5 separate regions of the Homo sapiens genome follow, and regions 1, 2, 3 and 4 are each linked to region 5. Evidence: chromatin loops called from intact Hi-C (ENCODE). Cell type or tissue: endothelial cell of umbilical vein. All regions are shown on one strand. Each heading gives the region's core, and the rest is flanking DNA. Links, peaks and the distances in the headings are about the cores only. Region 1 has its middle 40 kb from the start of PTPRQ. Region 2 overlaps ACSS3 (acyl-CoA synthetase short chain family member 3). Region 3 overlaps PPP1R12A (protein phosphatase 1 regulatory subunit 12A). Region 4 overlaps OTOGL (otogelin like). Region 5 overlaps SYT1 (synaptotagmin 1).

The links. Hi-C counts contacts between places; a loop is a spot of excess contacts. Peaks named below come from ENCODE experiments on the same cell type or tissue, not always from the same donor. Only the 100,000 strongest peaks of a DNase experiment are listed, where the experiment ranks them.
Region 1: it touches region 5 in a loop (4-fold over the local background); 2 of 110 quality-filtered maps call a loop at or near these places.
Region 2: a loop joins it to region 5, with 32 times the contacts of the local background. A loop is called at or near these places in 4 of 110 quality-filtered maps.
Region 3: a loop joins it to region 5, with 6 times the contacts of the local background. A loop is called at or near these places in 4 of 110 quality-filtered maps.
Region 4: it touches region 5 in a loop (6-fold over the local background); 21 of 110 quality-filtered maps call a loop at or near these places.

Annotation. Positions count from the first base shown.
Region 1 is chr12:80,401,279-80,408,127 of GRCh38, forward strand. No RefSeq gene overlaps it. Among named protein-coding and RNA genes, the nearest start is that of PTPRQ, 40 kb to the right of the region's middle. In endothelial cell of umbilical vein, for the core only: no CTCF peak of the experiment used is centred there; no DNase peak of the experiment used is centred there.
Region 2 is chr12:81,254,261-81,261,109 of GRCh38, forward strand. ACSS3 (acyl-CoA synthetase short chain family member 3) reads left to right here. Exons shown (of 16, transcript NM_024560.4): 16 at 597-6,849. The coding sequence ends at 662. PPFIA2 (PPFI scaffold protein A2) reads right to left here. Exons shown (of 33, transcript NM_003625.5): 33 at 3,715-5,400. Among named protein-coding and RNA genes, the nearest start is that of PPFIA2-AS1, 22 kb to the right of the region's middle. In endothelial cell of umbilical vein, for the core only: a CTCF peak has its summit at 3,897 (motif pointing left); DNase peaks (open chromatin) are centred at 2,961 and 3,861.
Region 3 is chr12:79,884,137-79,890,985 of GRCh38, forward strand. The region is part of intron 1 of PPP1R12A (protein phosphatase 1 regulatory subunit 12A); the gene reads right to left. Among named protein-coding and RNA genes, the nearest start is that of PPP1R12A, 48 kb to the right of the region's middle. In endothelial cell of umbilical vein, for the core only: a CTCF peak has its summit at 2,962; DNase peaks (open chromatin) are centred at 2,025 and 2,975; H3K27ac peaks cover 260 bases.
Region 4 is chr12:80,192,890-80,196,889 of GRCh38, forward strand. The region is part of intron 1 of OTOGL (otogelin like); the gene reads left to right. Among named protein-coding and RNA genes, the nearest start is that of OTOGL, 95 kb to the left of the region's middle. In endothelial cell of umbilical vein, for the core only: CTCF peaks have their summits at 209 (motif pointing right) and 2,441 (motif pointing right); a DNase peak (open chromatin) is centred at 2,442.
Region 5 is chr12:79,404,741-79,411,589 of GRCh38, forward strand. The region is part of intron 9 of SYT1 (synaptotagmin 1); the gene reads left to right. Among named protein-coding and RNA genes, the nearest start is that of MIR1252, 11 kb to the right of the region's middle. In endothelial cell of umbilical vein, for the core only: a CTCF peak has its summit at 3,388 (motif pointing right); a DNase peak (open chromatin) is centred at 3,411; H3K27ac peaks cover 416 bases.

The DNA.
Region 1 (6,849 bases), core at 1,770-5,769, 1.0 Mb after region 5:
GGGGAAATTAATACCATAGCCCTAGAACACTTACATCAGGTTGCTTGGGAAAATGGGCAAAGTTAAAGCTTTGCAGTTTTGTGGAAGGGTCTGGATTTAACTATTAGGCATTTCTTTTTGACTGGGTTGCATTTTATCTGAGCTAAACTCCTGCTTAAGAAGACCTAAAGAGGATTCTGTAGGAATAAACTTGCTTTACAGTGAGCTTTCAGGAGCTTTAAATTTGATCCTGGGGAACTGTTTACTATTAAAATGGTATTTTCAGTTTTAAAAACATATACAAAATACAGGTTTTTTTTCTTTGTATCTTAAGTTGAATACAAAAGTTTTTAGGTCCTTGGGGGCTCCACGTTCCTATGAAAGGCTAGGCAAGCTTTTTAGATGAATATATTTTAAAAATAAATTGAGTTGAAACGACTATTGAACGTTGTTTCTATTTAAGTTTCAGTTTCATGTATTTTGAAATATTTTTCATGATGATGGTGTAATTTTAAAATGTGAGGAATTAGTTCCAAAGAAGCAGCAGTTGCATAGGTGTTCTAGATTTCCATTAATTGAGGTTAAATAATTTCACACAACACAATGTAATTTTGTGTAATTGCCTGATAATTCATTTTATTTCTAACACCTCTTTTAAACTTAATTAAAGCAGTTTCTAGAAATACGTTATTTTGTTATTTGTTGGAAAGTACTAATGTTTCCAATTTTATTTAGTGGAAAAATTATGCAGCACTCACCTATTAATGCCTTAACATTCAATTGGATGAGCAGTCATTCTAAATTGAAAATTCATGACATTAAAATGATATACACACACTCCATTTAAAGGATGTCCAATAGTTTAGTTTTGAAGCTAAAAAATACATGTTTAATTGAACTGAATACACTTTACTTTGCAGATGGAGAAATTAATTATTCTGCTGCTCTGGTTACAGTATGTTGTTAAGGTAAGACATTTTTGAGTGCACCCTCTTTGGAATAATTAGCTAATGGGCAAGATGTGATTGCATTGAATCTATCATTCTGGAAAATAAGGAGTATACTGAAGGGAAATAATGCTAAATATCAGGTTTAGTACCTAAGAAAAAAAATTTTCTTTGCTAGGTGTCACTCACATATGTATTTTTATAGCTTAAAAATTGTGTTGGAGATAATCATGGAGATAAATCAGAATTTGGGAAGAAGACAGAGTATAATAAGGCATTTCAGAGTTGTTTTTGGTAGGAATTTTGATACATATATTCTTTTGAAAGTTGAAATTTTTTTGTCATTGAGGGAACATCAAGGGTCTCTGATTCTGTGGTCTATCTTACTTTGTTTGCTAATATTTTCATTATGCATAGATGAAATAAGGGTCTAAAATGACTCAGTGTCAAACATTTTGTACCCAAATGTATTTTCTTTGCAAACGTGTTGTCAAGAATGTCTGCAAAATAATTCAGTTTTGTAGACATTATCCCCAAGGTTCACAATTGGCACTCCAGGAGGGTTTGCCATGTTTTCTCTGAGATTTTGAGTCTCTGCCTCGTCCCTTACCCCAGGGATACAATGTTTCCTAGTTAGAGAGACATGGATCTTAAATTTCCATGCTCTTATTTTACTTGCTTTACTGAAGTCATTTTCAAAATTATATTTATAAATAGAGTAACTGACAGAGTAATTCATGTGTAGACACTGATACTGCTGAAATGTTTAAAAATTATAATTTCATGTATTTTAGGTGTCATTTTAATAAATCTGCTTATAAAATAACAATCAAGAATGCATTTTTACTGTTTTTTACAGTTTCTTCGCTTTTCCATTTTAGATCTCAAAACATTTTCATTATATACCAATGAATAAACAAACAACAGAAGTTTTTATTGAATGGGATGAATTTCCTAAGGGAGGAAATCCTGAATTTTATTTTTTAAAATATCAACTTGTTAATGATTTTGCTCAAAGAGTAAGGAATCTTTTCTTGGTTCTGATAAAAAGTAAGCATAGTGTAAATCTGGTGTTACCAAGTGCCACATTGTAAATAGGAACCTAATAGTTATCAGGGTTTCTTATTTTATTAATATATAAAATGTTAGCATTTTTTGAAATATCTTTAATAAGTAGATGATCAAATAATATTTAACTTTTTCATAGGAATGACTATTTGTCTTTTTAGAATTTATATACCAAAGGAGAATAATTCTTTAAAAAATGTCTTTTATGTAGAAATAAACATTTCATATATATATTTATATTCCACATTGAAAAACTACTTTTATGAAGGAGATATACAAAAGTCAAATTTTTAATTAATGTGCCTGGCTTAGAGATAATGTTCAATAAACATTTCTTAAGCAGATGAATATAATTATTTGCAGAATGTAAAAAGTATTCTCGCAGACCCACAAAGATGTCAGAAATTAATAATAACACTAAAGGAAAATGAAGATTATCACATCATTTTACAGTCCATGAGATATGGACAAATTTTAAGTGAAAAGTCATTTCAAATTCGTAAGTAATGTATATGTTGATCAACTATGTAAACTTTCATTACCAGATAATTTAAATTTTACAATGATTAACAGGTATAAAATGGTACTGTAAAATTATAATAGTATTATTTTTTACATAATGTAAATCTCAGAATTTAAAGAAAATTATAAACTGAGGTAAGAATATAGTTTTAAATTTTGGCATTTTATGTGTACTAGTGTGAATGGATAGGTAGAGTGGAGATTTTACGTGTTATCCAGATTATGTAAAAAATATAATGTGGTTCTGTAATCTAATTCATTCATTCTATGTAGAATAGAAGAAACTCCCATATAGTCTAGAAAATATTTTATGGGTAGATAATGTTTTCTCATCATGGTGAATCATGTAACTCAATATCCTTTGTGTTTCATTCAATTTTATTTGAATCTGTGCTAATTATTCTCCCTGATTTTTTAGGTGGAATCTCAACTAGCAATATTAAAACAATAGCAACAAGTACAAGTATTTCTTTTAACTGGAGTGTGCCCTCTTCCAAAGATATATCAGTGTCAATATCTTTCAATAATTATTCACAAATTATGCAAAATAATGTTATGGTTTATGAGTGGGGTAATTTAAAACCTGCAGCTTTTTATGCTTTCACATTTGAATTTAAACAGTTACACTTGGATTTCATAAATATATTTCAGAGACTGGATGTTCAAGTTGAAACAGGTATATAGACATTTGGTTCATCATTCATTATATATTTATTATATATTTTGTAGATAATGTAGCAGTTATATTGTATTTCAAAAGAAAGTGATCTGGCCAAGTATTAATCACTGCAGGCTGCTTGTAATCAAATTAGCATAGTCTCCTTTTTTGACTATATCATTCTGGTATCTGACTGATTATTGAACAAGCTGGACTTAGCGGAGTAATGGTAGAAACCAACCTAATAACTTTATTTTCTTCCCAGCACTTCCTTTAAACCCAAGTGGGTTCTCTTTTTCTTTACTCTGACAAAGAGTCATACAAATTCCATAGCGTTTTAGGTTACTTTAATGAGTCAACAAACAGTCTCATTTTCAGGTATTACAAGATCCATTACAATATATTACAAACACACTGATCTTTCATCCTATTTAAAGCTTCTCTGTTACTCATCTATGATCAGACCTGACCACAATTAGGAAAAGTTTAGGGGAAAGGTGAATGTGTTCAATTTTAGGGTCTTCCTAGTTTCATGTCTTTCCTCCACAAGGTGGGAACAGGTAGAAGGGGACAGAATCATAGATAGCTGATGAGGGCAGGACACTCTTTGTGACGGTCTGAGAGTGTCATTTTAATATCCCCTACAGGAATAATAAAAAAGATACAACACATGTATTGTACAAGTGAAGTATAGAAACACTCAAATAGGAAGAAAAAATAAAATAAGGTAATTAAGCGTCCTTTCTCCTGTGGGGAAAAAAAAAGACAAAAGATCTTCAGAACTTTCTCACATATTCCTACTGTGTTGAGTTGAGGCACTGGTAGAATATTAACATGAACTGATGTGCAATATTTTCTCTGAACAGGCTGCTATTTTCTCCAGTCTTTCTGTGGTACATAATCTTGGAGAATAACGCTAAGCAGCCATTCCTGCTTTTTTTCTGGAAGGTAAACACTTTTGAAGTCAAGTGACTGAGAGCAAAATTTTTAGCAAGCATTGTGTCTAGTACTCCAAAATAAAAAGAAACCTGAAATGTGATAAAAAGTTTGCTACCAATACAAAAGTAAGGGAAAAGAAAGGCAATCTAAAGTAAGGTTTTCTTTAGAAAGAAAAACATCGTTTTTTATTTTAATAAAGTTATAATTGGACAATAATTCTGCATAACTAATTCTTACAGCTATTTAAAAAACCATGTTAATTGGTGGTAGTTTATTTGCTCCTTGATTAATAAACAAAGCTTTAATATTTTTATTGGTTTGAAAGTAGTATAGGGAAGGTGCACACTTAATACTATGAGGTTTTCATAATTAACTTGTATACATATTAAGAAATATAATTATGAAATGTTATATTACTGAATTCATCTTTAACAGGGGATTTTTCTTTTGGTAGGATCGTGTTCACAAGGATGGGCAGCATTAAAAAATAACTGTTATAGAATTAACAATGACAGTAAGCCATGGAATATAGCCCAGCAACATTGTAAGTTATCCTTAAGTTCTGCACACCTTGTGGATATAAAAAATGAAGAGGAAAAAAGTTTTGTATTTTCGTATCTCAGGTCAAACAATCAAATAATAATATGGACTGGTCTTAATGATATGAAGGTCAGTAAATGTAAAGAAATACATATATTGTGATAAATGAAACTTTATTATCTATATTCATTCATGCATTCTTTATTCATTGATTTCTTCCTTCATTAATTCAATACAGTTTCTCTTTCTATAGATACCCAGTTTAATATATTTTTAGGCATCTTTTTTAAAACCTAATTTTCCTTTAATTTTGGTATTCCCCAGACCATTTCTAAGTTCATTTGAGTGATTTCATCCATTTCTTCACTCAATTTATCACCTGAACCACCAATTATTCCTAAATTCTTTATCTAGTCTACTTTCCTCTTATGAGTCCAGACATATATCTAATTTTCTTCTGATTATCCCTCTGGCACTTCTTGCAGACACTGTAACATTGCCAAGACTGAACTTGCCTTCTCCCTCTAATCAAACCTGTTTCACTTCCTTTATTCCTCATCTCTGCAAACAGTGCAATAATATGAACCCCAAAACATGAAAAGTGTTTTTCCATTTTCTTCTTTTCACTCCACACATCAGTCTTGTGAAGCTCAATTTTACTAAAAGCAATACAGAAAGATCTGGAGATTTTATTTAACACTAGTGAAATCAGGAGTGTGTAACATTTTTCTTCAACATTCCTAACACTTTGGAAAGTCTCATGAAACTTCATTTGGTCAGCATTTTGTAGAGAAACTCAAGACCTAACATAGTCATCTCTGTCTGTCTGTGTTTTCTTCTTGATGATCCACTGACTTTTATTTCCTGGCACTCAAAGATAAATATGTTCTCCTTGAGATATCCTTATCTATAGTGAACTAAGGCAGATCCTACCAATTTGATGCCAACTTTCCTGTGGAGCTTTGCATAAGCTTGGGAAAACCTCTAGGAATCCTTAATTGCATTTTAAAAATTATTATTTTATTGAGTTTTCTTTATCTTTTAATAGGCAATGAATGAAATTCTAATAAAGATTCCTTAAATCACAATTCATCTTAGACATCTCAGACTCCCTCTCCCAGCATGCCAGTCTCTTCTTAGCAAGTAGACCAGTTAATGTGTGTGTGTGTATATATATATATATATGTATATACACAACTATATATGTATACATATATAGTTGTGTGTGTATATATTTGTGTATATATATACACATATACACACATATATATACATACACACACACACACATATATATATACACACACACACACACACACACACATACAGTTGTTTCCTACTGTTAGCATGATATATTAGGAAATTGGGGCACAGGGAGATTCACTTGCCCATATGGACATGCATCAGATGCTACCCTTAACCATGATATTTTGAGGTTGACATCAAAGTTACCTGCTACATCATAATCCCCATGGTAGGTTCAGAAAGTAATTACTCCTTTAAGTAAATCTGTGCTGAATAAGTGCAAAATTGTTACTGGACTTCAAGGATGGAGAGTGTGTCTTATTCAGCATTCCATTCCTGGCTTCAAACTGGGGTTTGGTACTCAACAGGAACGTAATGAATGAAAGATTAATAGTCTCTTTCTTTCCTTTTGGGATGCTTGCATAGGTAACCTTCATTTAGTTTTCACCTTATAGTTGTAGTAGGTGCTATCATTATTCCCATTTTATACAGGAAAATAGATCTTAGAGAGATCCTGGGGCACATAACTTATCAATGCCCATTCCAGGCCTTGAATTTATATCTGTCTGACCAACTCTCATGCCCTAATCACTTGAAATACTATCACTGATCATATGCCTATTTTTAAAACTACAACAATACATATGTAATAAAGCAGACTTTTTGAGGAAATAGTATTTCTTCATTCTGTTAGGTGGAATTTGAATGCATTGTTTTAAAATCTTTTTAAAATGTCCAGAGGAAACAGGTCTCTTTAATTCTTACCCATGCAGCTTGGTTGGTGCTGTGCTTGATTTTGGGGATGGTCTGATGACCAAAATATAGACATAGTATCTGTTTTCATAGTGTTAATTATCTCTGTAAGTATTACATTTATTTTTTAAGGAGGTGTTATGTATTCGCTGTATTATAAACATACTCTCTAAAACTATTGACAACTATGCAAAGTAG
Region 2 (6,849 bases), core at 1,513-5,512, 1.8 Mb after region 5:
AAATTCAAACAAATTTGTGGAAACTTAATCCTATTGAATTAAAAGGTACATTTTCCTTATTATAGTAATTAATGGCAATTAGTGAATGAGAAAGCAAAATAATTGAGGCTAGCGGCAGTAGATGTTTAAAATGCTCTAACTGATAAATGCTAATTTTGTAATTATTTTAGGAAATCTTAGGCTGATTCAATCATATGTTTTAATTTGTGTGTACATTATGTGTGCAAAGATATACCTATTTTTATCATTAAGATAATAAAAGGCAATGCAACAGTAAGGAGTAGTTATGTGAACAAGTGACAAAAAAGAAACATTCTTTCTACAGAAATATATAGAAGACTCTTAAGAGGAACTCCAACTCTAGAGAAAATACCATCTAGGTCCAATAGTTTTGCTAACTGAACTGTTTATTTTTTTACTCTGGAAAGCTACAGATGAGTATTAATATATTAGGTTCAAAGTTCCCTATTTTTAAACTTTCCATATGAATATTACAAGACAATGGGGAAAACAACATTGCATATAATTGTTTAATTATAGAAAGAGTAGAAGAAATTCAAGGAAGAGTATTCACCTGACCCTAATTTTTTTTCCAGATAACTTCTACAATTGAAGACCCCAGCATTTTTGGCCACGTAGAAGAAATGCTGAAGCAAGCATAATGAGTTTGTCTTATTCCTATTTTGAGTTGATTTAATTTCTTAATTGAAATTAAATTATTTGAGTTGTTTCTCAGAAATAAATATTTCAGTAGAAATTACTTGCAAAATGAAATGTGAATTGTAAAACTTGGCCTAAACAAATCTAATGAAAACATGTGAAAGACCTGTGCCTTTTTTTTGGTTTGACCCTGTTAGCATTGTTATTAGTTATCTATAACATGGCTTATTGAATGTCATCTACTGCTTTAGGAAAAACGTATCTAGTGTATTATTTTTAAAATTGTACCTCCCAAGAAGAACACTTTAATTGAAAGCAACACTAATATAGAGCCACTTCCTGAAACCAAGAATCTGTAGTTTTGATCCAAAATCTAAAACTTAAAGTCAGAAAATAATTAAAATTTTTCTTGTAGAAATTTTAGATATTTTCTAGTATTCTTTAGATGCTCACATTGTTTTAAATAAAATAGATGAAATGGGAAGTTTAGGTAATCATCTAGACAGATGAAATTATTATCTAGGTAGGAGGGCTTTTCTATACATTTTCTGAGGGAAAGCAGAACACCGGGGTTATAGCTATACCTTCAGGTCTTTTGTTACTTAGGCAAGGAAAACCACATGTCTGACCTGGTTCAGCATGTAATCCGAGCACTTTGGGAGGCTGAGGCAGGCGGATCACTTGAGGTCAGCAGTTTGAGACGAGCCTGGCCAACATGGTGAAACCCTGTAGCTACTGAAAATACAAAAATAAGCCAGGCGTGGTGGCGGGAGGCTGAGGCAAGGAGAATCACTTGAATACAAGAGGCAGAGGTTGCAGTGAGCCAAGTTCCCCCACTGTACTCCAGCCTGGGTGACAGAGTAAGACTCCATCTCAAAACAACAAAAACAACAAAAAAACCACATGCCTGGCGGAGAACAAAGAGATCATTTAGTCCAATCTCTTCATGGAGATGAGGGCTCCTGGGAGCCCCTCTTCATGTCTCAGGTTCTTAGTTGACTATGTTTATCCAAATGATTCCAGATTCCTGTGGAAACAAGGAATCGATGTACAAATGGGGTAGGGTGGCAAGGAAAACTCTTAAGAGAGAAACATCAAGGTTTTCACATTAGGTTAAAGACAAGAAGGTTTCTAGGCAGGTAGTGTAATGTCTAGGTGATTTTGAAGTGAACTTAAGCCACTAGGTTTGAGGGACAAAGGACAGTAGAAAATGGTGAAGACTGCAGATCACCTGCTATACCTCAAGGAGCAGCGGACCCAGCAGAATATGGCCCAAAAAGGAGGCAGGTCTCCTGTTGCAAGAGCCTCTGTTTTTTTAAAGAGAAAACAAAGAATCCTGGTTTTTATGTGAAATCTCTAATTTTAAAATAATAACTCATTAAAAATATTGTAATGTCCAAAAGTATCTTTCCATTTAACTTCTAAAAATCTCTTAAATGTTTTTTTTAAATAATTGTAAAGTGAGTTTTTGTTAAGCTTATAGGAATGGGCCAGTTAACTAAGGTAGACAGATGTAGGAAATTAAATATTTGATTTACTTAGGGATCTATATGACATCAGTTATCAAAGAATACATTTTAACCCAAAAGTATACCATGCTCATTGTATCTTTGATCGTTCTTCAAGTATTTCTCAATCTTTTAATCTATCAGGAACATTACTATCAAGAGCAGATTGTTGTAACATAATACTCAGGATACATGAAATGTATGTGAGAGATAAATAGATAATAGAAAGTTTATTGTTATAAAAATGACCTACAACTTATATAAAAAAATTCTGAAAATGTTGACTTTTTTTGGACTGAAGACTGCAAAATAAATGGCTTCTCAAAGTAAATTCCTATTTACTTAAATTGCCTTCTTGATTGTTACACCTGGAAAAATATATTCATCTACTTTTTCCTTTTAATTATGTTAGTAGACTGAATTAAACCAGCTACATAGACACTCTCTCATTTGAAGCTGTTGGGATCCTTGAGTTGCCTCTTTCATTGGTACGTTTTATCCATTGTCACAACTGTGGTCTTCATTAATAACTCATTTTAATGTCTTAGGAGTAGAATGTGTTTCCTTATTTTTTTTCAAATAAGAGTCAGTTAATTTGAAATGGCAAATTATTTACCTGAATGTGTATCATTGTTCATTTGCAAGGTTTAAGCTCAGGCAGATCCAATAATTAGGTAAAGGTTGCATCTTTGGTCCTCTTGCACATTTTTTCTGGTAATCAAATCTGAAGCGACATCTCAGCAAGCAGACTTGGGTTATTTTCCACTAGGATGGGAATGGAAAACAGTGCTGGAGACTGGGGAAGTGGCTATTTCCTGTGTCTCACTGGGGAATTGCAAGATCAAAGAATGTTGTTACTTTTATGTGATGAAAAAATAGGGCAAGAAAGATATACCTGAATCATCAGACTGCTTAAAATTTGGGAGGAAAAAATTCTATTTTACTACTAACCATAAATCACTTTTGCTAGATAGTACTTTAAAGATTCTGAATTAAATGTATCTTTAAAAACAACAATATAATATTACTAAAAAATGCAGACATACTTAAACTTGCTAGAATAAATTCTGTGAGGTCTTCGTTTGGTATTTTCATAGGATTTCTTACTGTTAAGTTATTGGAAAATGAAAATATAAAGTGCTTTCAGAAGTTATAGTATTTTCCAATTCATTGAATTACTTTGCTTGTGAAAATATATTAAACATATTTAAATGAGACCTATCCTACATTTAAAAACCAGTTTTGTTTATATAAAATTGTATTTGAAAGGTCCTGAACATTAAAAATGTGAAAATTTATAATGTTGATGATCAAAAGTAACGTGTTGAGACTCTGAGCTTAATCCATTAAATGGATTTTAGAATCTAGTAGAAGTTATCTTTCTTATAAATTAAAACATATTTTATGCTTCTTTTTTGAGGGAAATACCTGGATCTTTTGCATCACTATATGTTAGTGTCTATTATAGATGATTAATCTTTCTAACTTGATCTTTAAAAGAAAGAAATTGATTTTAGTGATTGAGTGTTATATAATAGTAGATACAAATCTAGTTATGGCATTATAATGTCGTAGTTCCTATATTCTATTTCATTTCTATGAATCAAGATGCCCATGTTTAGATGAGCTTAGAAAGCTACTTCTCATTGTTCCTACTCAGGCCACATTTTTAGAAAAAAATTTTAAGATCACTCCCATAAGCAAGTTTAGATCTCCCTCTTGTGGCAGACTCAATTTTGAAGCTAAATATTTGGGTCACCCAAAGAACACATTTCCTGATAGTTTAAGTAAATTGTCGAGCCTTATGTGACTAGAAAACAAAGCTTAAACAGAGAACTGGAATTATTATTTTTTTTATTGACAATGGAAAGGGTTTCTGTTATCATTACCTTTTGACTGAATCTGTTAAATAAAAATAGACATCAAAACAAATGTAATGTACGTGCAAACATAGCAAATTAAAATACAGAAAAGAAATTACTAATGACAGGTCTTGCGCTTAATAAGATCAAGCAGCAGAAAATCAGCAGTTAGATAAATGGTATTATTAAATAGGCTTTACTTTGAATCTCCCATATAAACAAAGAATAAACAACAGTAACACCACCAAATAAAGCCACAGGGAAGAGATTACTCTTCTATACTTTTATACACTATATATGTTAATCATTCTGTCTTTCATTTATTTCCTCTGATAAAACTGACTTCAGGGAAGTCGCAACAAGGCCATCTCGGCTAAAAGCTTATAACATTAGACATGAGTCTGGCTAATGCCCTGTTACATTGACAAAAGGGAAAGGTATCTTGGGTTTCGTTTTCTCTAGTGGAAATGAGCCTCAGACTCTGCGGTGGTTGACATTCACTGTCCAGTACTGGCTGGCATTTCAAGATATTTGAATGAACATGTGGTTCTTAGTAAAGAAGTTTTTTTATCTTTTTTTTTTTCTTGGTCCACAGGTAACAAGAGAAGATTATGGTTTTTTAATATAAATTTTTAAATAATTGCTTTTGACCCTTGTAAACAGCTTGGCTTTGTTTTGTATTGAAAAGGAGATCAAGCCATCACAGTGCTATTTCTAAAGATATAGGACATCCCTGATTGCCTTTAAAGCTCTATTTTTGGCTCCGGTTCCAGGTTAAATCATTCTTTTTTACATGATCAGAGGCAGGTTGTTCAGCTTTAAGTATTGACAGACTTGAAGGAGAAACACGTTGAAGCATGAAACATGCTTCAAGGAAACATATTGATTTGACTATTAACAATCCAAAAACTGTAAAAATGGTGGAATGGTAAAATACAAACAGTACTTGGAATTGTCAAATGTTTGCACTCGAGACTCCATGAACCATATATTTTATTTTTTAAAAAATCATATTTATATCCATTTACATAAGACTTACACATTTAAAAAGAAATGCACGGTAATACATAAATGCCTAGTATATTACAATAAAACATGAAAAACAACTGGCTTCATTTCATAAAAGCATCTGTTGTACAGAGTTTATGATGTAGATGATGTTTATTATTCAAATGACTTAAGCATTTTATTACAATTTGTAGTAAACTAATCAAATGTAATATCTGACTCCCCCCAAAAATCACATTTTTCAGCTTTTAATAAGTCATGACGTCATTATTTCCTTAGAATTCAGTTTTCACAAAGGTTTTCACTGCTCGTCTTCTTAGATGGTAGTGCACTTTAGGTAGAGTAGACTGAAAAGACGCCATCTAAAATATACAATGGATAGCATTAGTTCACTGAAAAGTCCCAGACTGGGAAATCTCATTCTACTCCTCTGTGGTGTACCTCCACGCAGCCTGCTTACTCCTGTCCTAGAAGATCATGAGAAGGAAATCATCTAGGATGTAGCCAACAGCCGTATGTAATTAACATTTGCTTTTCTCCAATTTGGTGCAGGGGAGCTTAACAAATAATAGAATTTGCTCAACTTTGTGGAAAGTATGGCAGTAATGTAAACAAAGGTAGTTATGCAAAATGTTAGCATGCCTTCTGAAAAATTTACAACTTGCTAATTAATAAATTGGGTTGAATTGACCTATTTCATAATGTAGATTTATATTCTAGTTCATATATTTTAGAGTTCTTAAAAAATACCTTTATTTGTTACAAAAACATAACGATAATAAGTCACCTATTGTAAACGTTTGTGTCAGTAGTATGGCATTGCTGATTGTTTTCAGCCATAATGTACTTAGAAAAAGCTCACAATTGCTATTACTGACACAAAAGAAACAGCAAGTAGTATGCTCTGGATTATTTTAATATCAAAAGTGTTGTTGTTTCACCCAAACAAAAAATGGTTGTCCTAGATTGAATTATTGTAAATGAATACTGTTATCCCAATTAATGGTAAAAACTAGGAAATATGAACTAGAATGTCATGCACAAAAAACAGATTGCAAATAGAGTAACTCTACCCATCACTTAAGAGCTAAGAAGCAAGCACTATTGAACATATTAAATAGTCATTTGTAAATTAGTGAAGTGTTCATTTCCTGAAGAAATTATAATGCTATGTGTAGAATCTAATATAAACAGTATTTTGGGAGACCTCTTATTTAGCCAAATTATTATATACTTTAAATCATGTCTAATTAGGTGCCAAATTATATACCATAATTAAAATTTTAATGTAAGGGTTGTACATTCTGAAATTAAATCTCTTATCGGGATGCTTTTCATTTTATCAGCTTCAAATAGTGATCCAAATAAGGCAGCATATCTGCTCCCATCCTAAGCCCAAAAGACCAACAATAAATTGTGTGGCACTTTTAGTTCAAGGCAATGAAAACAGCACAAGGTGAGTTGTTCCTCTGTCTATAACTGTTTTCTCTTAACCCTGTGCACACATTTTGTTCTAAATATCGCTCTTAAAAAGTATTTTTCTAAAATATTGATTCATCGAAAGTGGTTAAATATTTTGGTAAAGCATAGTTTTAGGTTGAAAAAAAATTATGAACATTTGACATTTATAAATCTAAGAAACCACAGTTTTACTATTAAGACTGTTTTTCAATAAAACCTCATTTTTATATGGATTTTAAAGTAGCTTTCATTAATTGGTATTTCCTTAAAATCAAATGCTTGGTATTTATGGTTACATAGGAAGGTTTTGTGCTGGTCCTATTCTCCATTCTTAAAGTAATTTTATTTTG
Region 3 (6,849 bases), core at 1,339-5,338, 480 kb after region 5:
TTGAGTAATCCTTTGACACTTAAGATAAAAGACTTTCATGACAAATTGGTAATTTTTAAAGTTTCTCCATTTGAAGAAGGTGATTACACTGGCTCTTTGAAAGACATTAACACACAGAAATAGCTATTCTCCAATAAATGAAACACTGCTAATTTTGATTTTAAATGTATATACTTTTAAGTCGACATAAGAAACACCAACAAAATACCAATACCAAAAGCAATTAATGTTAAATCTGCTTGTTCTTTTGTTTATAAATGTTTTTGAAATATTTTAATATAAATTAAATGCTAAAAGCATTGCCGCAAAATATATATCATATATCAATCTCAAATTAGTGGTGTAAATTGTTCAAACTGTTGTCCTCAACATTTATAAAGTACATACAAGAAACTGGCAAAGCATGCCCATAAAAATATTGTTGCTAGGAGAATCAAAAGCTAACACATGTAGCACATTAAGAAAAACAAGACTTGCTGACTTAAATTTCTGACTAAATTTGGTCAGTTTACTGAACCATATAAGGAAAGAAGCAGAACGGCTCAAATACACTTTCAAAATCTTATCTGACATGGTTTACCTTCAAGTTTTTCTTGAATGTAAATGCAGAACAATTACCAATAATAAATGGCTGTGTGAAGACAGTTTTGTCATTTAATTCCACGTACAGGCAGCTTTGTCAACTTGAGTTGTAAACTGATTCAAGTACATAAAACTTTAGTTTTTATTGTTCCACACATGTTCATAAGGAAAAAATTGAGAAGCCTGCTAACAAAGAGTTAACAAGGTGTTTATACAATGCTCAAAGCAGACAGAGTCCATGACTTAAAGACAGATCTTGAGATGTGTAGCTTGAAAAAACATTAAATTTCATTCCTAAAATAGAACAAGTATGTTTAAACAAACATAATTAAATTGAGTAAACTTGCCATCACAAAACAAGTAGCATTTGAAATAAATTCTAACATTGTTATATTCCTTTTCTTGAAATTATTTTTGTTAAAAGTACAAACTCTAGAGCCAGACTGTCTGGAATTAATCCAGTTCTGCCATTTACTGGTTGGGTGTTCTTGGGTAAACTCCCATCTTGTGTGCCACAGTCTCCTCCTGAAAATGAGGATAATAATAGAACCCACTACCTCAAAAGTTTACTATGAGAAATATATGAATATATACAGCGCATAAAGTAGTACCTGTCAAAAAGTTAAACACTATTGTTTATATAGTCCATGCTAATTCTTCCCCATTTAAATTATTTTCTCCTTTTTATATTATTATTCTAGAATGCATTTTTATCCCACTATAAATTATGAAACAGTTAAATGGCAAAGAATTGTCAAATATTCCTTTTAGTGCCACTTTTGGTGGCAGGTGGCAGGTAAGAGTCCCACCTGCCAAAAGTTTCTAAGAGGATGGTTAAGTTTTAAAAGATGCCCTAAGAAAATCTTAGGGATTACAAACATCCTTCAAACAAACTTTTCTGCAAACTCATTCATAAGTTTATATATGATTCAGAAGAGCAAAGCAAAAGAAAAGAGTTGTATAAATGTAATTATAACAATTTAGGTGAAAATGAAATTATAGTCCATTACCCGAAATGCTTGCAATTTGTGCCTAATCATTAGGAACAGCTAATTATTGATAGGTAATAGGCAAATTAGTTTGAATTACTTTGAATACAGAAGTTCTCTTAGTCAATTTCCTCTTCACAGAAACAATTCCTTTTTTGTTTGTTTTTTGTTAGAGATAGTGTCTCACTATGTTGCCCAGGCTGGTCTAGAACTCCTGGCCTCAAGCAATCCTCTTGCTTTGGCCTCCCAAAGTGCTGGCATTACAGGTGTGAGCCACCACATTCAGCCAAACAGAAACAATTCTTTATGACTCTTACGACAAGCTCAACTGGTACAAGCAGAAATTGTGTGTATATACTAGAAAATATTTCATGCCCCAAGCATTCAGGGCGACATAAATGTCAGTATGTTTAAAGAGGAACTGAATTGGATACTGTCCAAGCAATGTTTTTGTTCTATTTTAAAGAAAACTGAAGTGGGACATTTCAAAGGAGGAATTATGGGTGTGGTTTACACAAGAAAGACAAAGAAAAACTCCAAGCAGTACTCCTATACTAAATAATAAAAAAGAAAAACCTAGCTCTTGCATTAGAATACTGGCAAATGAAAAGCAAGTACAATTTTAGGAGGCCGTCTATATTTAGTTATGAAAACAAAGAGTCCAGCATTGCATTTAAATTGACCTTTTCTCACCTTTCTACTACCTCAGGTGTGAAAATCTAGATGTAAAAACAGAAATCTATCCACACAATAATTAAATATTCAAATGAGATTCAAATGACAAGATGACTAGAACAAGAAATCCAAAACATACACAATGGCTAGACCATAGGGAACTCTTCATTTGGACAAACAAAAGTTGAGGCTTATATATAGTATCTAAGAGTAATTATAGAAGAACAGTGTCTGACAAAGAGAGATCACAATATATATTTGTTGACTGAATGAACTAGACATAGCAAATACAGGATATAAAAAAATCTGACGAAAACAATTCAAGACAAAAAACCCACAAAAGTTTCTAAAGAAAAAGTAATTTAATTACTGTATAAATATTCATTCAACAAATACTATATATTTGAATGAGAATGCCAAAAACTAGAAACCACAAATATCCAAAGATTAAAATATGCTCTTTATCTATTCTTGTTACATAGCTCTGTTATTTCCTTTACTGATAAAAATCTATAAAGTAGTACATTGAACCTAGATTTTTAGAAGCCAACACTTTTATTTGGGGACTTAGTAAGGGCACAGAATTTCTTCTGGAGTTTAGTCATTAGGGATACAAAATAAATTGAACTTCAGGGTCATTCTTTCATGAATAATTTTTACTGACTGCCTACCACATATAACGTAATGCAGTAAGTCATTCATTTTGGTAGATACAAAGACCAACACTAGAGGGCATATTTTCCTGTTTCCTTTGTGCACAATGCCTAGCATACAGCAAATACATAATACATATGTAGTGAACCAAAATACTAATTTCTTAAATAAGTAGGCATTTATGACCTACTGTGTGTATGTATACATAAAACTGTATTAAGTACTGTGTAAGACATGCTGACTTTATTAGTATTTTATGTATTTCCACTCTTCTCCTGGCTAGATTATAGTTCCTTAAGAATAGAAACTGCCTTACACATTCCATAATTCCTGACAGTGCTATTTCAATAAATTTTTGTTGATGAACTAAAATAAACAATCTTGTCCACAGGATGCCCAATTAAGAAAAAAAGATAAGCAAGTAAGTAGAAAAATGCTATGAAATTTAACAGCGATATAGCGAAATAAAGGAAAACTCAATATGTGAATGGAAATAAGTTATAAGAAAACTTTTTGGAGAAAATAAATGTTATGCAGGTCTCATTACTGTCTGCACTCTGGAGACAGGGTGGAAGGCAGATACAGAGAAAGGTTTCCTTGCTGAATTCTATCGTTTATCAGATGTGGTTCACAAACTCAGCTAGAGGGGTTTAATCAATAAATACACTCAATAAATATACTAATGCGAAAATTTTAGTTTCAGGGAAACAAAAGCTTCTACTTACTATTTACTTAAAAAACAAGTTACAAAAGAATACTCATAATATGACACAATTCTTGCTGTTGCAATGTCTAATGAAAAGCCTGGAAGACTACACACCAAAGCGTTAATTAACACTTTAAGTCATTAACCTCTTAAAGTCACTGAGTTATTTCCCAAAAACATCTCTACAGTAAGGACATAAAATTGTTACAGTCTTCCAAAACAAAACATTAACATAGTTAATACACATAGTTGTTAACTAATTGTTTCTTGATGAAACAGTGTTCAGCAAAACAAGTGGGCCATAAAGAGAACAGATTAATAATTCAACAATTATTTACTGAGTGTCTGCTACAGCCAGACACTATGCTGGCTGGTAGGAATACAATGGTGAAGTATACAGACCAGATACCTGAATTCACACAGCTTAGAGTCCAGCACAAGACACGTAACTAAACACACAACAACAAAAAGAGCTATGATAAATGCTATGGATTTAACTAAAGTACTTAACCAATATTTGGGGGAGAGGAGAAATCAAAATCTCTGAAGGTGGTGCCCAGAAATTTCCTCTTTAAAGAAGTTGCCCATCTAACTTGTAAAATACATTAGATTGTGAACCACTGATACCCACAGTAACCAAAGCTAGAGGAATAAATAACAAGGCACAAGCAGCATGTGTAAAAAGTGATCAGAGAAAGCTACATCAGAACCCAGAGGGCATGAGTATTTAAGAAAGGGGAAACAACAGAGGGTTGAGAAGCAGTAGCTTGAAGAGGCAGGAGGGAAAGAAATAAAATGCAGTTACATAGAAGCAAGGGGAAAATGGAAAATAGAATTATAAGAAGTTCTTCCTAGTAAAAATGGCAGAGTGAAGCCACATTTTACAGAATCCATGTCCTAAATAAACACTAACCCTTACTTACATAGCACTTTTATACGTGCCATGGAACTGTTCCAGGTAGTTTACATATACTAATTCATTTAATCTTCACAACAACCCAGTAAGTGAGAACTATTACTACCATTTAACAGATGATAACTGGCAAAATTCAGGATTTTAACCCAGCAGTCTGGCTTCAGCATCTGTACCCCTAACCAATAGGCTACACAACTAAACAGCAGCAGCAAAAGGTAAAATAACACCCCAAAACAATTTGGTTCTATCTATCAAAATTCAAAGGCACATATCCCTTGACAGTGCAATTTCATTCTAGGAATTTATTCTGCAGATACAATCACATGTGCAAAATGACATGTACAGAATTATTTGCTAAGTTCTGGTAAGTGTAAAACTGGAAACAATTTAAATGTCCATCAATAAAGAACTAATTTATGGACTAATATGAAACAAATTCCTGGATATTTTGCAAAGTGAAAAGAACAAATGTAAAACACGAGTAGTCTCTGACCAATGTGATATATTTTGTGTGTGTGTATTTGTTCACATATGGATTATCTCTAAAAAGATACAGAATAAACACTATGGCAATTGTGACAGAACATGTCCAGTTCAACTGAAGGCCCTATAAGGGAGTAGGAAATAGAGCCCTAGTAAATGAATGTCACAGCAAGGAATGGCCTACATAGTAACATGCAGAAGAGAAAGCTGATGGGCTCTCACTTTGCTTCTTTCTCCACCAGCCTAGTGATAGAAAAGACAACAAAATCCAGGCTCTGAGCTGCTCCCCACTGGGTTCCTCATGCCAAGTGAGCCACAATGACCACCAACACATGAGGTAGGGAGACACTGACTGGGAAATAATATCTCCCATATCCCTGTATCTTTATCTGGTTTACAACATTTGTACTGTTCACTTGCTATTTTGATACAATTCTGCACTGGTTCTAAACTTTTCTTGCCAATCCTTGAATACAAATCAGCCCTCTGTAGTCTAACCTAATTCAGCAACTATGAACAACACATACTACAGGAAGAAAAAATTAAAAAGAAATGGTGGGGTTGGGGTTAATGTGTCTTGGTTTGTTTGAGCTGCTGTCATTTTTAAAATATCATAAACTGGGGGACTTATAAGCAGCAAACATTTATTTCATAATTTTGGAGTCAGAAGTCCAAGATCAAGGCACTGGCAGATTCCATGTCCAGTGAAGGTCTGCGTCCTGACTCATATACGTATCCTCATATGGTGGAAGGGCAAGCAGCTCCCTTGGGCCTCTTTTATAAGAGCACTAATTTCAATTTAAAAGGGTTCTGCCCTCATGACCTAACCATCTCCCAAAGGTCCCATCTTCTAATACCATCACACCTTGGGGTAAGGAATCCAAGATATGAATTTTTAGGCATGACAGAAATATTCAGACCATAGCAGTATATAAGCATGTAAAACTTCAGATAGAGACAGCAGTGTGGAAGAGGACATAACTTGAAAAACCAAAGAAAATGCCCTACATTTTGAGGCTACTTAATAACATTGAATAAAATAAGAGATCAAAGGTGGATGATAAATCTTATTTAACAACAAAATAAGCACGGTTGAAAAACTCATACAAAGTAAATTAGAAAGGATTTAAATATCATACACTCTAATAAGGTAGAAATAGTAACATGGCTAACAAAATGAGATGAAGATTAAAATGGATGAGTGCTGACTTCCTCATCTTCCCCAGTAAGCAACTAATTGAGTAAGTCCAAAATTGAAATGTAGTTAAAAATTATCCTACACAAAAATATCCACTGAAATGTTTTCAGGCCTATCTTCTAAATCTTAAAGAAATCCTTAAGAAAATACTCTCTCTAGTTGTAAAGGAAAATTTACCCAAATTTGAACCGTTACTTCAGTCTTCTAACATTTTTTAATTAAAATAAGCATATGTAATATGCATCCTTTTTAACAAAAGTATATCAAAGGATTTGTATAAAGAGATTCTGAAAAGATGCTTTCTAATTAAACAATGGTTAGTTACGGACAATCAACATTAATTGAACAACTTACTTTTTAACATAAAGCATGGAGGCCTAGCTCAAAACCGTTTTAAAAGAGAGCCAAACCTTGCCTGCAATAAACTCATAGGCCATCAGACATAAGCATACACATAGATAAATTTCTAATATTAACTCTCTAATCTCAAATTCTCCTTACTCCAGTATACATAGGTAACTTCAGAAACCTCAAGAATACACACACACCACCCACCCACACCCACCCACACACACACACACACACACACACACACACACACACATTCACTCACTCTCTCTCTCTCTTTCTCTCTCTCTCCAATTGA
Region 4 (4,000 bases), core at 1-4,000, 790 kb after region 5:
GAAAAAATAAAGGTTACTACTCAGATAATCTTTGGCTGAAACTAAGAGATGAGGGAAATATCCTCTTCATTCTTACATAGTATGGGCTCATTGAAAATACTAAAAAAAAAACCGAATCAGTTGAATTTGAGAAAATTGTGGAATTTTTTAGCAAGATTTGGAACATTGAACATCTAGATTAGGCTCCCTAAGTCCCTTCAATTGGACAATATAAAATGTCCTCTAGATGGAGCAGCAGGCTTTTTCTTTAAGACAAAGAATTCTTATTTTTGTGAAAGGAACTTCAGAACTTCATTTTAAACAGAACATAATTTAAAGAACCTTATTCTTAAGAATAAGGTAAGCAGGCCAGGTATAGTGGCTCACACCTGTAATCCCAGCACTTTGGGAGGCTGTGGTGGGCAGATCACAAGGTCAGGAGTTCGAGACCAGTCTGGCCAACATGGTGAAACCCCATCTGTACTAAAAATACAAAAGTTAGCTGGGCATGGTGGTGCATGCCTGTAGTCCCAGTTACTCGGGAGGCTGAGGCAAGAGAATCACTTGAACCTGGGAGTTGGAGGTTGCAGTGAGCCAAGATTGTGCCACTGCACTCCACCCTGGGTGTCAGAGTGAGACTTCATCTAAAAGTAATAATAATAATAATAATAATAAGGTTAGCATATATTATTGGGAATATCCATTCTTTGATGAAGGAAATGTTATATTTCAGACAATGTAACTTATCCTCATATATGCTGGAGTAAAATGCATTTGATTTAAAAGTTTTCCAAGTGAGATTCACTGAGTTTTGGAGGCTTGCGGTACATGTGCAAGAGCCAGGAAGCTATGGATGTTCTTTAAAGATGTGAGTATAACTGAGAGGGAGGAATGGTGAGGACTGAGAATGACAAGGGTTAAGGAAAGTCCTTTTGTTTAGACAGAAACATTTTCCAAAGATGGTTTCAGTGTCTGCCTAAATTGGATTTGTGAATGTGAAATATAGAAAGCTTGAAGTCATCTGACACATCCGCCTCATTTTACAAAAGAAGATGCCAAGACCCAGAGAAGTAGCTGTCATTCTGTTGTATCAGTGGAGTTAGTGATGGCACAGAACAAAATTGGATAAGCAGTGTAGTGGACCTTTGTTGTTTTAGCTGCCTCTGACTAACAACACTGATTTTCTTTTGGGAATTATACTCCTCCAAGTGTATGGAATCTTGGAAAGCTAATAAAGGAAGCCGAGGGGTCCCTAGATACTCCTGTATAGCCAAACGTTAGGCATGTGACCTAGTCAGGCACTCGAGGGACTTCAGATCTTCAGCAGAGTTTTTATAAGGAAATATGAAACAGTTGGAATTCATTTATTTTAGATGATAGCCTAATATTCATTTTACTAAGTATGATTCTTCAACCTTCCTGCTAGTTCTGTGGGATCTCCAATAACCCAATAATTCCCCTTTTTGCTTAATGCTTGGGCAGAGTTAGTTTCTTCCGATACTTGCAACCAAAGAACCTTGAGAAACTCCCTAGCCCATCAATGAAGCAAGACCTTCTAATTGCAAATTTAAATCACCCAACAGAATCACCATAAGTCACCAAGAGTAATATAAGACTTATTCATATAGGGAAAATAAACACACTCTAATCCCATAACCAAAAACATAATCAGAATATTATGCTCTAATTCTTTTGAGTCATGACAAATTTTCAATTATAGAAAGAAGAATCTGACAATACTGCTGTAATAAACATTTGTTGACTAAATGAGAAAAAGTTTTCCATTATATAACATTATACTAGAGAGCGCTCTAAAATATATTTAATGTAGCACTTACATTTATTTTTTCTGATTATAAAAGTAATACTGATTTATTTTGCCCAGATTTATCTTAAATATTAAAATTTAAAAAAATAAACTTTCGCTTGTTTTCCTATTAGAAATCAGAAAAGGGGCAAATAAATACCAAACTGGAAACATTGTACAAGCCACAAGCCATATGATATTTGAATCAGACTAAAATAACAGTGGAATAATGAGTTCTTTACAATTTTTTTCCCTTTCAAATTCCTTCTCAAAAAGCATTTGACTTAACCCTATTACTTAGAAAAAGTGTTGCAAAAGCCTCATTTTAAAAAAATGTAATTCCTTTTAATGTACCCAGCAAGTGGACCCTCCCTCCCTCTCTCCCTTTTTAATATCTCAGAATACAATTTTTAAAAGGGAGCTTGATGTTTATAAGTTTCTTTAGGCTATTATAACTAATCTTTGGAATGATTCAACATTATGTGATTTATAAACTGAAAAGTCTCATATGTCAACAATGAAATCTACTAGAAACAGGCCATTCTTATCTTAATAGCATTTTAAGACAGAATTTGCAGTTTGGCTCAGCTTAGCAAGGCAGGGAAAAGAATGGTTAACAGCCTGAGAGCATGCACACTGACGTTCAGTAGTGAGCCAGCAGAGGGCTTTTCTGTACTTGCAAAAAGCAACTTGTTAATGGCAGATTCCTAGCTCAATTGAAGAATGATTACTTTATGGAATATAAGGTCATGCTAAAGGGAAATCAATTTCCTATACACAAGGTAAATAAAAATAAAATAGGCTGGTTAGTAGAATGAAGGCAGACAAGGAGTTAAAATAGGCTGGTTAGTAGAATGAAGCTTATATGATTTAATTCAGCCTAATATTTGACTTATTAATGAGCCATCTTTTTGAAGATCACAATGTGTATTACTCAGATAGAAGTCCAGGTAAAAACTTATCAGTCTGTGGGGCCCACTCAAGTTAGATTTTGATATAGACAATGCCCTATCATGGCTCTTTAAGGGTCACAGTGGTGTGCTGGAGCCAGCTCCTGGTGGCTCCTGAATGCCCATTATTAAATTTGGAGGAATTTTGTGAGCCGGTTGAAATCACATTAGTAGCTTAAAATTGGCCATAGTGGGAGTATTTATACCATGGACATCTGCAAACACTACAAAGTAGGGTCCTCCCCTTTCCCCAGTGGAGGTTGTTAAACGGTTACCAGAATATCACTGAACATAACAAAAAAGGGGATTTTCTTGAGAACTGTGTCATCTAAAATCATGAATACATTCTCATGCCTGTTCATGCCTGTCTTGTCCAGCCCAGCTGGTATGCAAAAAATCATCCTTGAAGGTTTGATTTCATCTTTCAAATATTGGGAGTTCAATCTGGCTCTTTCTCTACTAATAAGTGAGTGGGGTCTGGAGGTGGATTCTGGAGCCACTAGTGTTTGCTGTGCAGGTGGATGAGATGGGGAGCATCTTGGTGTGTCTGTGAGCCTTGGTGTATCCATGAACATTGAGCTACAGTCCCCCTCCTTTTCTCCATTGCTTAATTTGTACCCTCTGTTTAAAATGCAGTCAATGCAATTTTTCCCAGGGACAGTTATCCTATCTACAGCCTTTCAACTATGCACCTTACATGACATCTATCATTGTTGATGTGATAATATTGTTATTTATAAATGTAGACGGGGTCTCAGATTTATTAACGCTACACTAAGATGTACAATGAACAATTAGGTTTTTATTTTTATTTTTCTGTAGTTGACCTTATGACTGTCATTCACTGCTCTGTTTGGATGACTTAGGTAAATGTCTTTCAGAATTCCAGTCCTTTGCCTGCTGGCCCCTAGGTGTGGGAAGTGGAGGGGGTTTCACTTGTTCTTGTCTGTCTTAGGGAGACTGGTTCTTCCACCTGGACATCGTTCCCCGGAGGCATGTTGGTCTCTGCTGCAGGTGTCTGCTCTGGGCTTCTCCTTAGGCTGAGGACCTTTGCTATACAAATGGTCTTCTCCCTAGGGCTCTGCTGATATCTGCAGCTGCTGATGAAAGCCACTGTAACCCCTGCTTTGTTCCAGTTATTTTCTCTGATGATTTAGGGCTCTATATCAGCTCTTACTGGCTTTGTGAGAAGTCTAACTGGATTTCCTCCTCTAGGCCAGGGCCTTCCAAATTTAACCTGAGACTGGTTAAGGCCATGAGGGGA
Region 5 (6,849 bases), core at 1,440-5,439:
TAAATTATATGGCAAGAATTTCCCAGGCCTTTAGGGAAAAAATGTTTATTTGCGGAGCCTAATTTTTTATATCAGCTATCACGAAAAAGATTGTCAAGGAGCATATTTGACTATTGGACTTGGATCTAGATGTACCCTCTTTGTGACATTGTCACATAATGACAACCTGGAGGTTAATACATTAAGGCAGCCTGTATGTGAGTGAAGCTTCAGAACTACTTGAAAATTGCATTATTTAACTGTGTCCAGATGGAATAGAGAACATTCTCACACTGAGCAATTATACCAGCAGGCCATTGATTGGGAAGTTGATGTTTGTCTTTTTCCACATGAACAAGGGCAGTCCCATTGCTGGAAGCTAGTGCTCTATCATTTTTAAATAAACAGAATGTTTGTCATTAGCATTTTCTAAAGTATTGGAGATATCTGATCTGGATTTGCTTTTATTTCTTCTTGATCAAATGAAATCTGCAAAGCCTCCATATACTCTTGTGCAATCTTAACACTTACTTAAATCATAGAAGCTCATAGAATCAAAAGTATACTTTTCATAAGAATTTTTAAACCCCAAAATTCCAAACAGGCAGAAATAAATATTACCTAGAGTTCTTGCAGATTTTTCAATGAATGCCTTCCTAATCAAAAGATTATAATTTAAATATTGATTAATTTATCTAGAATTTTAGAAGATTTAGAGTAATATCAACCCAGCTATGGGAAATACAAAAATAAATCATTAAACAAACATTTTATGACTCTTGCTATATCTCAGGAATTATACTGAAGTTTGACAAATAAACGTCTGACCACAAACAATCATAGACCCCTGCCCTCAAGGCTTCACAGTTGGGATATACCCTAAGCAATATCTATTTCAGTTAAGAACACATTGGGCTGCAAGTAACAGAAAATCCTCTGTAAACAGTAGAGTAGGCAACTTGGGAATTACTTTTTTCACATAACAAGAAGTCAGAATGCAACCTTTGGTTTGCCTACTCTATGATGCCATCAGGGACCTGTGTTTTTTCCTTCTTTTCAGCTCCTCTATCCTTAGTATGTTGGCCTCTGTTTCCATGATTGTCTCCTCATGGTGCAATTGAAGACAGTGGCTGTCCCAACCAAGTTTTTCCTCTTTACCAGTAAAGCAAAGGGTTTCTCAGAAATCCCACTCAGACTTTCCTTAGATCTTATTAACTGGAGAGTCAAAGGGCCACTTTTATCTAAAAGACTAAATGAGAACTAATGGGACAAGATCATCATGGCTGGCTTTTAAGTACAAGAATGACAGGAAAGTAATGGTTTAAAAAAATTAATATGGAAATGAAAGAGGAGAAAGGGAGTCAGTAAGACCAAGTGGAGCATTGCTAATATAATTCTGTCATAAGAACAAGAAGGTCTAGGTAATGGATCCTCTTATGATGGCTTAGTTTGTAATACCTTTCATGAAAGAAAAAACATTATGGACAGGTGGTCAGATACTTCCTAAACAACAGTCACAAGTTGCACTGCACTGTGGTGACTGGTATGTCTGTAGCTGCAGGTTAAGCACTATCTCAAGCATAGAGGTGACCCTTGGGGCAAGATAGTGCCTCTGAGCTTCTAAGGGTTACATGTTATAGGTCTGATTTCCACCTTATTCTATACACTCTCTGAAACTTCCAAAGATTCTGCTACATAAATCAACCTCATGCCCAAGTTGGTGGCAGCAGAAATGAACCTTAACTTAGCCCAAAAGGGTTTGAAGAGAACCAAGAAATAAAGCTAGAACCAGATCCAGCACTATCATTATTCTCATGCTACTTTTTAAAGTCTTGTCCACATTAGTCAGTGATAGAAAACTGATGTTAGGAACACTGAGCACCTAAGTGTCACTCACTCTGATCTCTAGTTGCTGCTTCTGATAAATTTCACCAATTAGCACAGGCTTAGAGTCAGATTATCTGGGTTTGAATACCAGTTCTGCTACTTGATAGTGGTGTAATCTTGGGGAAGTGCTTAAATTCTCTGTATTTTTCAATAAAATATTGATCACAATAGCACCTACCTCACAGAATTGTAGTGAGAAAGAAAGTGAGTTAATATTTGAAAGTCCTTGAAAAGTGTGTGGCACATGTCAGCCCTCCCGGAATGTCTGCTATTTTTATTACTGCAGCCATTATTATTCTGGTGTAGAGGTGAACTACCCTGCTTTGGAGGTCATAAAGACCTTGATTCAAATCCTGCCATTATCACTTACTATCCCTATGGCCCTGGACAAGTTAATTCATGGTTCTGAGCCTCAGTTTATTTATCTGTTAAAAAGGGATAATAATGCTTGTTTCATCAAGCTATGGCAAGTATTAAGATGGCATGTGACAGTGCTTAGCACAGGCCCTGACAAATAAGTAATTTGTATTCTTTTTTATCCTCCATGATACACTCTTTTCTCTGGGTTTATCACTAGAACTCCCCCGGGATGATCTGTTACTTATGACTAATCATACTCTGTGTACTTATACCACTAATATTATTTGAGTGAAACAAACTTAAATTCAGCATCAGGAACTACCTTGAAAGGAAAATAGACTCATAAGAGTAGTCTCTTCCAGTTTTGAGAAGAAAAGATGCCATCCTACAAGTATGGTAAAGGTCTTGATGAGGGAGGTAAGACCATGACAGTACCACCATGCCTTCGTCTCACTTCCCCACCACAACTGAGTGATCTAGCCACCCTCTAGAGTTGCTACCACCATTTGTTGGGAAGGCATGAAGTCAAAGAAAAGTTTGAGACCTGGGATAGTTGTCCCCATTTGTCATACCATTGGGATAGCTCTGATCGTCACATTCTTAGAAATGCAAATACTAAGCTCTGAGAAGATACAGTCTTCTTTGTGAATCACCTCCATCCCAATTTTTGACCTCACTTTTAGGTGGGATGTATCTACAGCACAGAGTCTGTGACTCTGAGATACATCAAAGACTATTTGGTGGCCCCTCCTGAAATCAGAAGAGGATGTAATTTGCTGTGGTTTTTGCAACTCTCTTACGCACAGTCCAAGCAAAGAACATTATAGTTTTAGAGTGGATGTGGCTGTCCTTACTCTGGTATACTCACAGGAGAAGGACATTGCTGTCTTCTTTCCTTCCATCTTTGATCACATCACTACTGTATTGTGACCTCTTCTTCCCAGAAGAACAACAGTTTTATCCTCTTAATCTTGTTCAAACTGCCTTCTAACACTGACCACCACCAAAAGATGTTGCTTCGAGAAGAGGCTGAATGGAGAACCTTAAATGCATGGGGAATATTCCTGAGTCTCATTGAAATCAGTTTATCCTGGGTATTACACTTGAATTTAAAGCAAATGTATGCACAGGCAATCCTGGGTGAGCTACTCTGAACAGGAGATGGCAGTAGCAGCCAAGGATTTGGGCAGCCCTTTCTAGTCCTAACAGAGGGGATTTCCTATTGGTTCATTGTCGATTCTGGACTGCAGTTTTGCCTCACCAAAGCCAAGGTGGCTAAATAATATGCCCAAGATCCCAGACCTTGCTGAATTTCACAACTATTGAAGAATTAGAAATTGCTCAAATTGAAGGCTGAACGACCAAGTGAACACTGTGGGGAGCTTTTACTAAGTCTCACTACAGAGGAAGGGAGGAGGCCTCCAGAAAACAAACAGATATGCCCACTTAGATTGGCATTAGTGGGTTTATTGGAAGGAGCAAGGATCGGAGATACAGTGCACATTCTTACTGAGACTTTGAGCAAGTCATTTAGCGAGGTGATTCAGCCCATGCTTTCATGTGGATTCAGGGAATAAAGAAGTCTTCCTCACAGGCTTTACAAAGGGTTCAGTAAGATAACAGCCAGGAAAACTCATTTTGTAAACTATGACATGCTATAAAAATACAAGAAGGACATTTTGGTTGGTTTTAGGTCATTTCTTTGAATTTGTCCTGGCGCCTCCAAATTTCCTAGACCACATTTTTTTCTTTCCTTTTCTTTCTTTTTTTTTTTTTTCCAAGTAATATGGTCAGAAGCTGTTTGACTATGAGTCTATTATTTCTCTGATAATTATAATTTCCCGGAGAGTTATGGCACACAAATTACTTTGTAATAGCTCTAAATTCTTTGCTTTATCCTGAGTCTACAATTATGCACTTATCCATGCTCCTGTCATCTGTGGTACTGATTTATGGAACCTCTGTTCTCTGATCTCCTCATTTCTTACCTCTGCCTCCTTTAAAACTCAAGAAATGTGGCAGCAAGGTCAAATTTCTCATCGGGCCAGCATTACATTCTCAGGTGTAATCATTACCGTCTTAATAAAGCAAGCAGTTAGTTCCACAATGGTCTGTTTAATCCACTAGATAATTGCTAAGCCTTAATTATATAACCCAGCATACTGTCCCTTGCTATAATTCCAGAACCACCATGTTGTGGTTTGAAACATCTATTAATTTGGTGCAAATATTAATTAAAAATTTATTTCTAGCCAAGAATATGATGGATCAAGTGCCATGTATTAAAAAAGGAAAATATAATTAATCTTAACCAATTTCACTTGGAGCAAAAACAATGTAACTGGAAAGTTTTCTGGTAACTGCCACACACTCACAGACTTTTTTCAAAATTTGAAAAAAGGTATGTCTAAATTTTAAAGTATTGCAGTATCAGTTTGGTATTATGGTAGAGGATTTATAAGCCATGCAACTGCACAAAATTTTTGATATCGTTAATAAGGCAAAGATATATTACTTCGCTTTGTTCTGCTTGTGACCTAGAGTGAATTTTATTCATAGCAAAATTAGACCTTACTAGCTTCTTATACCTGAATGGCCTAGAGGTAGAGAAATTTCCAGAACAGCCTTATTAGAGAGTGGGGTGCATGACAAGACCATAATCTAAAGCCAGTTTTCAGTTTTATTATTTACTTTGCTGCCTTGATCATTTTTCTGCACTCATTTGGCTTGAAGGCATAGACATTCCCTGTTGATTATCTCGGCTTGGCAGTGGGTTTCTGCTACACATTTTGATTCCTAATATGGTAGTAGGAGAGGATTTTGTATGAGTTCCAGCGAGTTTCTCTGGGCTTGTGGAATGCAGCAAGGAAAGAATCCTACAGAGATGAAAACATGAACATTTGCATTGATTAAAGAGAAAAAGGAAAGAAAGAAAAAGTATCACTCTAAACTGTTTTTTTTCCTTTTCTTACTCTGTTCACTTCACTTCTAATAATGTCTTACACTTTTGGGGGTGGGAGGAATTAATGCTGTGTGTTCTTTTATTGCTCATATCTTCATGGCCATTTCAAAAATTATTTTGAAATGCTGAGTGTGTTTACAGAGGCAGTGTTAACAAAATAGTTTTCATCATCATCAAGGTTTGAATCCCTGAAGCACCCTATCCCTCTGTTCTACAAATTAGCCACATGAAGAAAACTGAGAGAATAAGTTTCATGTTGCTAAAAGAGAATAATAGGCTGATCATGTATATTCACAGGGTACAAATTACATTGTCTTAATTTTGCAGCAATATGAACTATTACTAAAGAAATACCTTACTTGCCTATCCATCTATTGATTGTGTTGGAGTTCAATACAGTTTTTCTCTCAGGGTCATAAAGCCATTCACAGAATCAGGGGTGTTCAAGGGCGAGAATTCAGTCATGGGTTCTTAGTTTGTGTTTCTGGTTGGGCCAGTAAAGCCCCTTCCTCATCTCTCTTTTCCACTTATCACTACAGATGCAGACTTAAAACCATGGCTTCAGGCTGTTCAAAGTCAAAAAAAAAAAAAAAAAAAAAACAGAACGACAATAATAACAACAAAATAAAGCAGGTTATACAAGCTCGTATGCATCTCAGATGAAGAACTTTCCTCTAGTAATAGGCTCCTTTTCCCTAAATGTATTTACTGAAGGCCTCTGTATTTTAATAAGCTATATTTTCACTGGTTTTAAAACTTCATTATTTTCACCATTATTCACATCCATTTAATGTGTTACTTTTCTATAATTAAGCATTACATTTGGCAGTTATGCCCTCAAAACTGACTATATCAACATTTAAGGTCATGTATTTGTAGGCTTATTGGGGGCTGTATCAAAAAAAAGTCACTAATGAGAGATCATCTACAAATCCAAGAAATTCAGCATGCTAGTGTAGATGTGAAAGTGTGGTTTTCATAATGCTCCAAATATTTTCTTTTTCTGGATAACTTATTTTAAGGAGCCCTTCAGTAAACAGTTCTGATTTGACAGCAATAACCAACCACAAACACAATTAGTCAGTATATTAGATAAGCCCGAGATTGGTTGAAGAATAATGCAAACCTCAAAATAACAATGATGTAAATGACATAGAAATTTATTTCTCTGGAATATGAAATAATGTAAAGATAAGCAGTCCAAAGCTGACATGGGGTCTTCATCTATCACAAGGAACCTAAGCTGCCGTCTTTCTCTTCTGCCGTCCTCAGCATATGGCTTTCATGCCATGGACCTGTGTGGCACATGAGGCTCCAGACAATGAAGAGAAAAAGGGAAAAATAAGTGTGAACCTATGTCCTTTACTGAAAGTCCCACATAGTACTTCCACTTACATCTCGATGGTCATGAATCTAGTCTTGACCACCTGCAAGGGAAGCTGGGAAATGTAGTCTTTTATTGTAGGTGGCAATGTGCCCAGCTAAAAATTAGGGTGCTAAAACTAAGGGAAGGAGGTGAAATGGGTACTGAAGGAGGCAACACCTAGTTTTGGTCATGGTCAGGTTCTCTGGCTCCTTGACTTGCTATCATTGTCAGATCATACAGTGACTTAGCTTTCCATGCATATTCATATTTATTTATATAAATCAAACCTTTTGTG